Linked DNA regions of Homo sapiens: regions 2 and 3 are each linked to region 1. The links are chromatin contacts, found by Hi-C in ENCODE. All regions are on one chromosome and are shown on one strand. Each heading gives the region's core, a stretch centred on a gene start or an enhancer-like site at or near the end of the contact. The rest is flanking DNA. Distances are from core to core; before and after follow the strand shown.

The links. Hi-C counts contacts between places; a loop is a spot of excess contacts on that map. Pooled maps may share reads with other maps.
Region 2: a map of natural killer cell shows a loop between it and region 1 (9-fold over the local background). The contact joins the enhancer-like site here to the promoter of DENND1B in region 1. A Hi-C loop is called at or near these places in 1 of 168 maps with a recorded cell type or tissue (natural killer cell), 3 of 37 single-sample maps with no recorded cell type and 7 of 50 pooled maps.
Region 3: a loop to region 1 is called in a map of CD8-positive, alpha-beta T cell, with 2.5 times the contacts of the local background. The contact joins the enhancer-like site here to the promoter of DENND1B in region 1. A Hi-C loop is called at or near these places in 1 of 168 maps with a recorded cell type or tissue (CD8-positive, alpha-beta T cell), 3 of 37 single-sample maps with no recorded cell type and 4 of 50 pooled maps.

The regions. Positions count from the first base shown.
Region 1 is chr1:197,774,032-197,776,819 of GRCh38, forward strand. DENND1B (DENN domain containing 1B) reads right to left here and starts at 1,449. Exons shown (of 23, transcript NM_001195215.2): 1 at 1,108-1,449. The coding sequence starts at 1,124. RefSeq lists silencers at 797-1,306, 1,457-1,656, 1,948-2,242 and an enhancer at 2,617-2,666.
Region 2 is chr1:199,171,049-199,173,836 of GRCh38, forward strand. All of the region lies in intron 3 of LINC02789 (long intergenic non-protein coding RNA 2789), which reads left to right. All of the region lies in intron 1 of LOC107985243 (a long non-coding RNA gene), which reads right to left. Among named protein-coding and RNA genes, the nearest start is that of LINC02789, 24 kb to the left of the region's middle. RefSeq lists an enhancer at 2,498-2,547. Within about 2 kb of position 1,408, at least 4 of the 41 ENCODE cell types and tissues checked have a DNase peak (open chromatin) inside an H3K27ac peak, as active enhancers do; they include natural killer cell, where a contact is called at or near this core.
Region 3 is chr1:198,918,397-198,921,184 of GRCh38, forward strand. All of the region lies in intron 1 of MIR181A1HG (MIR181A1 host gene), which reads right to left. Among named protein-coding and RNA genes, the nearest start is that of MIR181A1HG, 18 kb to the right of the region's middle. RefSeq lists an enhancer at 1,459-1,548. Within about 2 kb of position 1,440, at least 5 of the 41 ENCODE cell types and tissues checked have a DNase peak (open chromatin) inside an H3K27ac peak, as active enhancers do; they include CD8-positive, alpha-beta T cell, where a contact is called at or near this core.

The DNA.
Region 1 (2,788 bases), core at 199-2,698:
ACATGCAAATATACATTTTTTTAGCCTTTCCGCTATTAACTTGTTTCAATGGGAATAATCTGGGCTCAGATGACTTCCTCCCTCTTAAAACAATTAATGTCAAGAAGCATACTATTTTTACTCACTTACCCTGCCCACCATGATGTCAAACACACTGAAGAAAATAATTCTATTACATAATTTCCCTCTTTCCCTAATATTCTTTAGAATTTCTCTTAGGTGTAAAAGTTAAATATTGACTCAGTTTTACTTCTGTGAAATTCAAACGGCCTTTCACAATAATACAAATATACATGGCATTATTTTAAACTTTTTGAGAAGGAGATAGTAAAGGGTGGGTAAGCGAAGTAAAAAGGAATTCTTTCCAAAGTTAAGTTTCAGAAGAAAAATATAAAACTCATGCCTCTAAGATACCTAGAAACAAAATCACCACCGTTATTAAAATTGCTTTTTACCTAATCTCCTGAGCAAAGTAGTCGTTGATAAATACTTTAGCACACACATAAAAGTACCCTCTAATTGGATACCGTTTTGCAAGAACCATGCATCTACAGTTGCTGCATAAAGAAACACCAGAGACCAATCTAATTTTATAAGCAGAATCATAAGAAAACATCCAAGACAAAAGTAACAAACGGACTTAAGAAAACACCGGTTATATTTAATGCTCAGAGAGCACTCGGAATAATAACCTCTTAACCTCAACGCTGACTCCCTCCCGGACACCACACGCACACAGGCAGCCCCAGGAGAGTCACATCTGACACACTCGGGGGAAGCACGAGAACCCCTCAGCGGCGGTGTCAGGGGCCGCCCGGCCTCCCCTGTCCCCCGAAAGGCGGGCGTCGACAAGGCGCTAGTGGCCTCTCCGGGAGGAGCCGCGCCAACCACGGAGGGCCGGGGACGCAGGGCGGGCAGGCTTTGCGGCCTAGCGCCGTCCCGCCGGCCGGCCAGAGGCTTGGGGGCCGGACCGCACCCCCAGCCCGCCCGGCCAACCTCGGCCGCCCGGGGAGCCGGTTGAGCGCGGAGGCGCGGAGGAGCCGAGCTGGCCTGGGAGGGGCCGCCGAGGGACGCCCGCCCCCGACGCGCCCGGGCCCCCCCACTCACTTGGTCCTGCAGTCCATGGTTACATGTCGGTGTGGGGCTGTCCGTCCGGCCCCCGCGCGCTGGCCTGGAAGCCCGCAGCCCGGCCGCGCGAGGGTCGCGCCGTCCCCGCCCACGCCGGCGGCCACACAGGGAAAGAGGCTGCTCACAGCAGCCGTGGCGGCGGGCCCATGTCGGCTGCGCCCCCGGCACTTCCCCGCCTCCCACCCCACCCACCAGAGCCTTTCTGTGACAGCAGCGGTGGCGTGGCCGCCGCCCCCGTCTCCGCCGGTAGCCGCCACCAAAGCTGAGGCCTCTCAGTTCCTGCGACCGGGGCCGCCCGCTGCGGCTCCTGCACCTTCTTGCAAATCAGGAAGTCGCCGGGAGGGGGAAGGGGCGCGCGGGGACGCGCCCAGCGGCTTCACCTGGGCCGTGCGGCTCGCAAGTCGGAGACTGTGGAGGAGGCGGGGGCCAGGTCCCCGCGCCCGGGCGGCCAGAGGGTGCAGGGGGAGCGCTAGTGCCTGCTGGGATGGCCCACGTACCGCTTTGCCACCTAGCCAGAAAGGCAAGGTGCCCCCTGTGTCCTCAGCATGAACCAAACCGGCTTCCTTTCTGGGTCCAGTCCAGATTCCAGGGCGTCGGGGCTGCAACCCCACAAAGGGCGAAGTACCTGGAAAAGTACCTCGACCTGCAGTGTTTTCCACACACATACACACGGACTTGGGTTCCTTTCATTTCATACTACAAATTCAGAGCTCAAGTTGATGCCCCTGGCTCTTGCGTCACTCCAGCTGTGGCCTGCTTACAGCTCTCTGAAATCCAGAGCTACCCCCTCCTGATTCAGGAATGTTCAGACATGTGCACCTGCTAAATAGCCCTGTCAAGTAGCCAAATGGTAGTGCCCCACTTGTCTGCGCATGTGGGAGGCAGACATTCCTATACCACAGACTGCAGTGATAACCAAGGACTAACTTTTGAACACATGTACATAGTCGCAGGCCTCATAGTCTGGCAGTTTAGGCGAGTTCAGAGAGGGCACCACTGAATAAGCGTGGGAGGGACTGATTTACACAGCCCTAAAGCACATGTGAAGCAGGTTATGTGCACTCTCACCCAGTACTTGTCATAGGTGTGTGATAGATACTTTCATCAGCATTTTACAGATGAAGAAACCAGGGAGTAATGGCAAAGCTGGAGTTCACACCAGGTCTATCTGATGCTGATTATTTACTTCTACCTCATATTGCCTGTCTCCCTCCTCTGCTGTCTCATATTTAGGATCTACTGAGAAGACAGGTAGAAAAGTCTTATGATGGACATTCAAATGACTGTGGAAGGCCAGGCTCTTACACAGAGATCTTCTGGGAAAGGCCTTCTCCCAGCTAACACTGCCACCCTTGACACATAGCCACAGTGTTTCTTCCAAAAGGTGGTTACTTCAGACTTTATTCATGCAGAAGTTAAGATGATGAGAGGAAACCAAATGTGGTATGAATGTAGTGTGAGTCATAAGACATAAAAGTCAGAAAAGGAGTCTTAAGAATTAAAAAACTCAAGAGTCAGAGAACCTGAAGTTGCACTCAGTTATATAACCTTAAACTTTCTTGCCAAAATTGGGTACTACTTGGTCAACAGGATCAGAAATATTGTATAGCCATGGGCCTGTTAGTAAAAAATGAGGACGGGCCATAACTGGGAAACAAAC
Region 2 (2,788 bases), core at 158-2,657, 1.4 Mb after region 1:
TCAGGCTCTGAGCTTGGGAGTGAGGTCAAGAGTAGCAATTCACACTCGACACTTATACCCAGAGCAGTGTCATTTGAAGCTGTGAAGATGTGATCACTAAGGGAAGAGAGAACTGGAAGATAAGGCCAAAGTCAGAACATTTGGGAGCCCCTATACTAAAGGGGACAAGAGGAATAACAAAAAGTGAAAAAGAAAAAATATAAAGGTCATATCAGAAACATTTTTATAGGAGATATCTTAGCATACCCCTTCAGAACTCTTTTCCTCAGACTTACACAAACCAAATTGGATTCAATAAACCAATTTTAACAGATATGTTAAACACATGATATATACCAATTAAACATTCTGTAATTATTAAATAATAAAATATGTTTATGTAAATCTAACACATATCTTTATGACAAATAATAGGTGCTTTCCCCGATAGTTTTCTTAGGTCATTGTTTAATTACCTTTCACTGTTTCTTGGAATATGATGCCAGCTTATTTTCATTATCATCACTGGAAAATTTGGGAAAGTAGGAAAAAAAGAAAAAATCTATCTTACTATTTAATAGTTTGTGATACAATATATTAATAATTGAACGATAATTTTACTGTTACTCCAAGTAATCCTAGAATCTGATAGACAGGAAATCAGGGAAGTAAAATAACTCAAATATGCTTTAAAGACATGTTAAGTAACTTTTCCCCTTTCCTGCTTATATTTGTGCCAAATAAGTAAAACCAATATAATTGGAGAAGAATGGGAGGTGATGCTGCATTTATTAATAGAATGGTCACCAGCATGACTCCTCCAATGACTGAAATAATAAAATATATCACAAAAATTGAAAGGGAATACAAATTCTAACAAGATTGGTATAAATTTTGCATTAAGAGCCTCAGAGGTCAAGGATGAGGGCTTCAGAAAAGATTTTTCATTTTTTAAATATAAAAAGTCTTGTAAATCTTCAACAATCATATTCTTTAGATTTGAAGGTAGAAGTCAGATAAGTCCAGTCCATAGGATTCAGCAGCGTATAGAGATAGAGCAAGGAGAGAAAGATTGTCTGGACTTGTCTCTTATGAGGAGCAGCACTGCAATAAAGGGAATAACTAGGGATTTTAACTTAATGAGGTGACAGGATTGAGAAATGTTTTTTCTTTCTTTTTTTTTTTTTAACATTGCAATTTTCAAAGTGTTTGTTGATTTAATGTCTGACAAGGGATGGAGCAAATGTGATAATGAGAGTGATATCCACAGAGAATTACATGCCCTCCTTTATTTCTCCCAGCCTCCCTGAGGTTAGGTTTGAGCCACATGACTAGTTCTAGCCAATGGACTGTAAGTGCAAATGATGTGTGTCAATTCAAGAGTGGATTTTCCAAGATCTCTTTTCCACACGAGGGCAAATTTGAAGTCTCATGTTGCTATGGTTGAATCACAAAGTGGAAAGCCCCTGGATTCCCAAGCTACCAGACATATTACCTATCTATTGCTGTGTAACAAACTACTCCCAAACAGATGTTTATCATCTTACAGATTTTGTGGGTTAAGAACCGTAGCATAGTTTACCTAGGGGCCTGTGGCTCAAATTCTTGCATAAGGTTACTGCAAAGCTGTTTTCTGGGACTCTAGTCTCCTCCGAAGGCTCAACTGTGGTGAGGGAGTACCTACCTCCAAGCTCACTTAGGTTTGCTGGCAGGCCTTGGTCCCTTGCAACCAGTACCTCTCTACAGGATTCCCTTCTAACACAGCAGGTGACTTTCCTTGAAGTAAGTGATTCAGGAGAAAGTGTGAAAGTGTTCTCAAGATGAAAACCACAGTCATTTTATAACCTACTACTGGAAGTGCAACCTATTATTTCTGAGTATTTAATCATTAGCAGTGAGTCAATAAGTCCAGTCCATATCCAAGAATACAAGATGAGTCAAGGAGATATAGAGGGGATGAATACAAGGAGTCAGGGATGACTGTAGGGCCATCCTTAAGGCTACCCCAACACACCAAATGAAGGAGAATACCCACTAACGGAACTTTGCAGGAGTACAAACAAAATCTTTTGTTTTATGCTATAGAGATTTTTGAGGTTGTTCTTTTAGTATAGCCTCATCTCTCATGACTAATAAAAGCTCTAGTAGGAGACAGAATGGAATTGAACCATAAAAAGCTAACCATAAAAGTAGATGAAGATGATAGGGCATAATAAAACATCAAAAATGTATTCAAATAGTATGTTCATAACAGACTTCAAAAAACAATTTGGTATAGTACTTTAGACATGACTATGTGTACCTTTCATTTTTAAGCCTATTCTTATATGATTTCAAATACCATTAGTACTCCTAAATGATGTCAGTGTGATAGAATCTTTTTTTGTGGTGATTATCTAAGGCTGCCTGTATGCATGACTGTTAAAACATGCCTAGAGACTTTACAAACAGATGGTTCTTTGGATCTTCCCACAGACTGTCAGCATGAAAGTGCAACTAACAGCTTTCTGTGATCTTCTATACCTCTACTTCCTCCTTTTAGTTACCAAAATTGATTTTAATTTTTTTCTCACACCTCAAGTTTAGATAATCTAAAGTAGGTCACTCTGTAGCATCTAAAACACTCCCAGTAGCTCTGTTCAGAGTGTGAAGTCAGACACTTTTAAAGCATTCAAAGTGAAAGCCAGCACTGGGAAGAGAAACATAAAATGTGTTCAAGTGGTTCTCTAACAAAACAAGATACAATCTAGTTCCTTTAATACAGTAAAATATGATAATAATTTTCAATGTTATTTCCATAAAGCTTGGG
Region 3 (2,788 bases), core at 190-2,689, 1.1 Mb after region 1:
TGTAGAAGCTGCACCAAGTCATCCAGAAGATTTAGCTAAGATAATTAAAAAAGGTGGCTACACTAAAAATATATAATTTCAATGTACATAATACAGTCTTCTATTGAAAGAAGATGCCACCTATAACTTTCACAGTGAGAGAGGAGAAGTCAATGCCTGGCTTCAAAGCTTCAAAAAACAAGCTGACTCTCTTGTTGGAAGCTAATGAAGCTGGTGACTTTAATTTGAAGCCAATGCTCATTTACCATTCCAAAATTTCTAGGGCCCTTAGGAATTATGCTAAATCTACTCCACTTGTTCTCTATAAATGGAACAACAAAGCCTGGGTGGCAGCATATCTATTTACAGTATGGTTGACATGCTGTATTTTAAGCCCACTATTGAGACCTACTGCTCAGAAATATAATTTTCTTTTAAAATATTACTGCTCATTGAGAATGTACTTGGTCACCCAAGAGCTCTGATAAAGCTCTAATGCAAGAAGATTAATGTTGTTTTCATGCCTACTAACACAGCATCTATTCTGCCGCCCATGGATCAAGGTGTAATCTTATTATTTAAGAAATACATTTTGTAAGGCTATCACCGCCACAGATAGTAATTCCTCTGAGGGATCTCAGTAAATTGGAAACCTTCTGAAAATGATTCATCATAGTAAATGCCGTAGAGAACATTTGTGATTCATAGGAGGAGGTCAAATTATTAATAATAACAGGAGTTTAGAGGAAGTTGATTACAACCCTCATGGATTACTTTGAGGAGTTCCAAGACTTCAGTGGAGGAAGTAACTGCAGATGTAGTGCCAATGGCAGGACAACAAGAATTAGAAGCCGAGCTTGAAGACGTGATTAAATTGCTGCAATCTCATGATAAAACTTTAATGAATGAGGAACTGCTTCTAATGGACAAGCAAAGAAAGTGGTTTCTTAAGGTGGAATCTACTCCTGGTGAAGATGCTGTAAATATTGTTGAAATTACAACAAAGGATTTAGAATATTACATCAATTTAGTTGGCAAAGCAGATGCAGATTTTGAGAGGACTTACTTCAATTTTGAAAGATGTTCTACTATGGGTAAAATGCTACCAAACAGCATTGCATGGTACAGATAACTCTTTAATGAAAAGAAGAGTAAATCAGTGTGCTGAGCTTCACTGGTGTCTTATTTTCAGAAATTACCACAGCCATCCCAAACTTCAGCAACCACCCACCTCACCAGTTAACAGCCATCAACATTGAAGCAATACCCAAAACCAGCAAAAAGATTACAACTCTGAAGGTTCAGACAATCTTTAGCATTTTTAACAATATTTTAAATTAAGATATGCAATTTTTTTACATAATGCCATTTCACACTTAACTCATTATCATATAGGGTAAACACACTTTCATATGCACCGGGAAACTAGAAAATTCATGTGACTCACTTTATTGCAATATTTGCTTCATTGCAGTAGTCTGAAACTGAAACCACAAAATCTCTGAGGCACGCCTGTATTCTTCAGGTTAATTGTGGATCAGTAAAAAATCAAACTAAGCTCTTTCACATTTGTTTGGCATATAGAGAAATAAAAAGATAATGATGGTGACATTGATGAACGGGATGGAATTAGTATCAAGCTTCAGTGGTAAGAACAAGAATCTCAGAAATGTAGTCCCAAGTTTTAACATGACAAGTGGTGAGAACTCACTTGTCAATTGGAGGGTGTCAGATGACCAATTTTCTAAAATCAGTGGTTCCATAAACTACTGCTGCTATGAGAGTCCAAGCCATTCCAGAATTTACAGTTTGATGAGAGTATTCTGTCTTCATCTGTCTAGCTCCAAGAGCATCATGGCATCCTACCACTTCTCCTGCTCTGAAATGATTCTGAAACCACTAGTTTTTAGGTCTAAGGTTTGCTGAAAAAGCTATGTGGCATAGGGTGTCAAAAGGAGCACCGTCCTAATCTTGAAGATTCTTGAGGAAATCATACGTCATAGTGTATTGGATCAGATCATGTGGTCAGTGGTTATGCTAATTGTATTTATGCTATGCCCATCTAAACTCTCAATGATATCATTGATTTGATGAAGATAGATCCTGAAACATTGAGAATGACATGAATGAATGTTAAGATTCCAGTGTTATTTGTAGTATATCTGAACTCTTCCAAAGGCCTGTACATTTATTGGAACAAACATCCTACCGCAGCTGCTACTTCTTTGATCACATAGAAAATGTCCCTGCTTGGTGATTTTCTTTTCTTTCATGGCATGCACATCCTTAAGAACTGGGGAAAATATTACTTTAGTAAACTAATAACAACATTTTTTACATACTATCAGAGAAAGAAGTAATTATGGGATTTAATAAAATGCCCTAAGAATGTCATAGGAAATATTGATACAGAAATGCAGGTTTTTTTCTGAAACTGATACATTTGATTAATTCTTGGAGTCTCATTTTAAAAACTCTAGATTTTATTATAATATCACACTAAACATAGTTTAGTGTTTATTTTTATTTTTTATTTTCCTTTTTTTTTTTTTTTGGAGATGGAGTCTTACTCTGTTGCCCAGGCTGGAGTGCAGTGGTGTGACCTTGACTCATTGTAACCTCCGCATCCTAGGTTCAAGCAATTCTCCTGCCTGAGCCTCCTCACTAGCTGGCACTACAGGTGCACACCGCCATGCCCGGCTAATTTTTATATTTTTAGTAGAGATGAGGTTTTGCCATGTTGGCCACTCTGGTCTCAAACTCCTGACCTCAAGTGATCCACCTGCCTCAGCCTCCCAAAGTGCTGGGA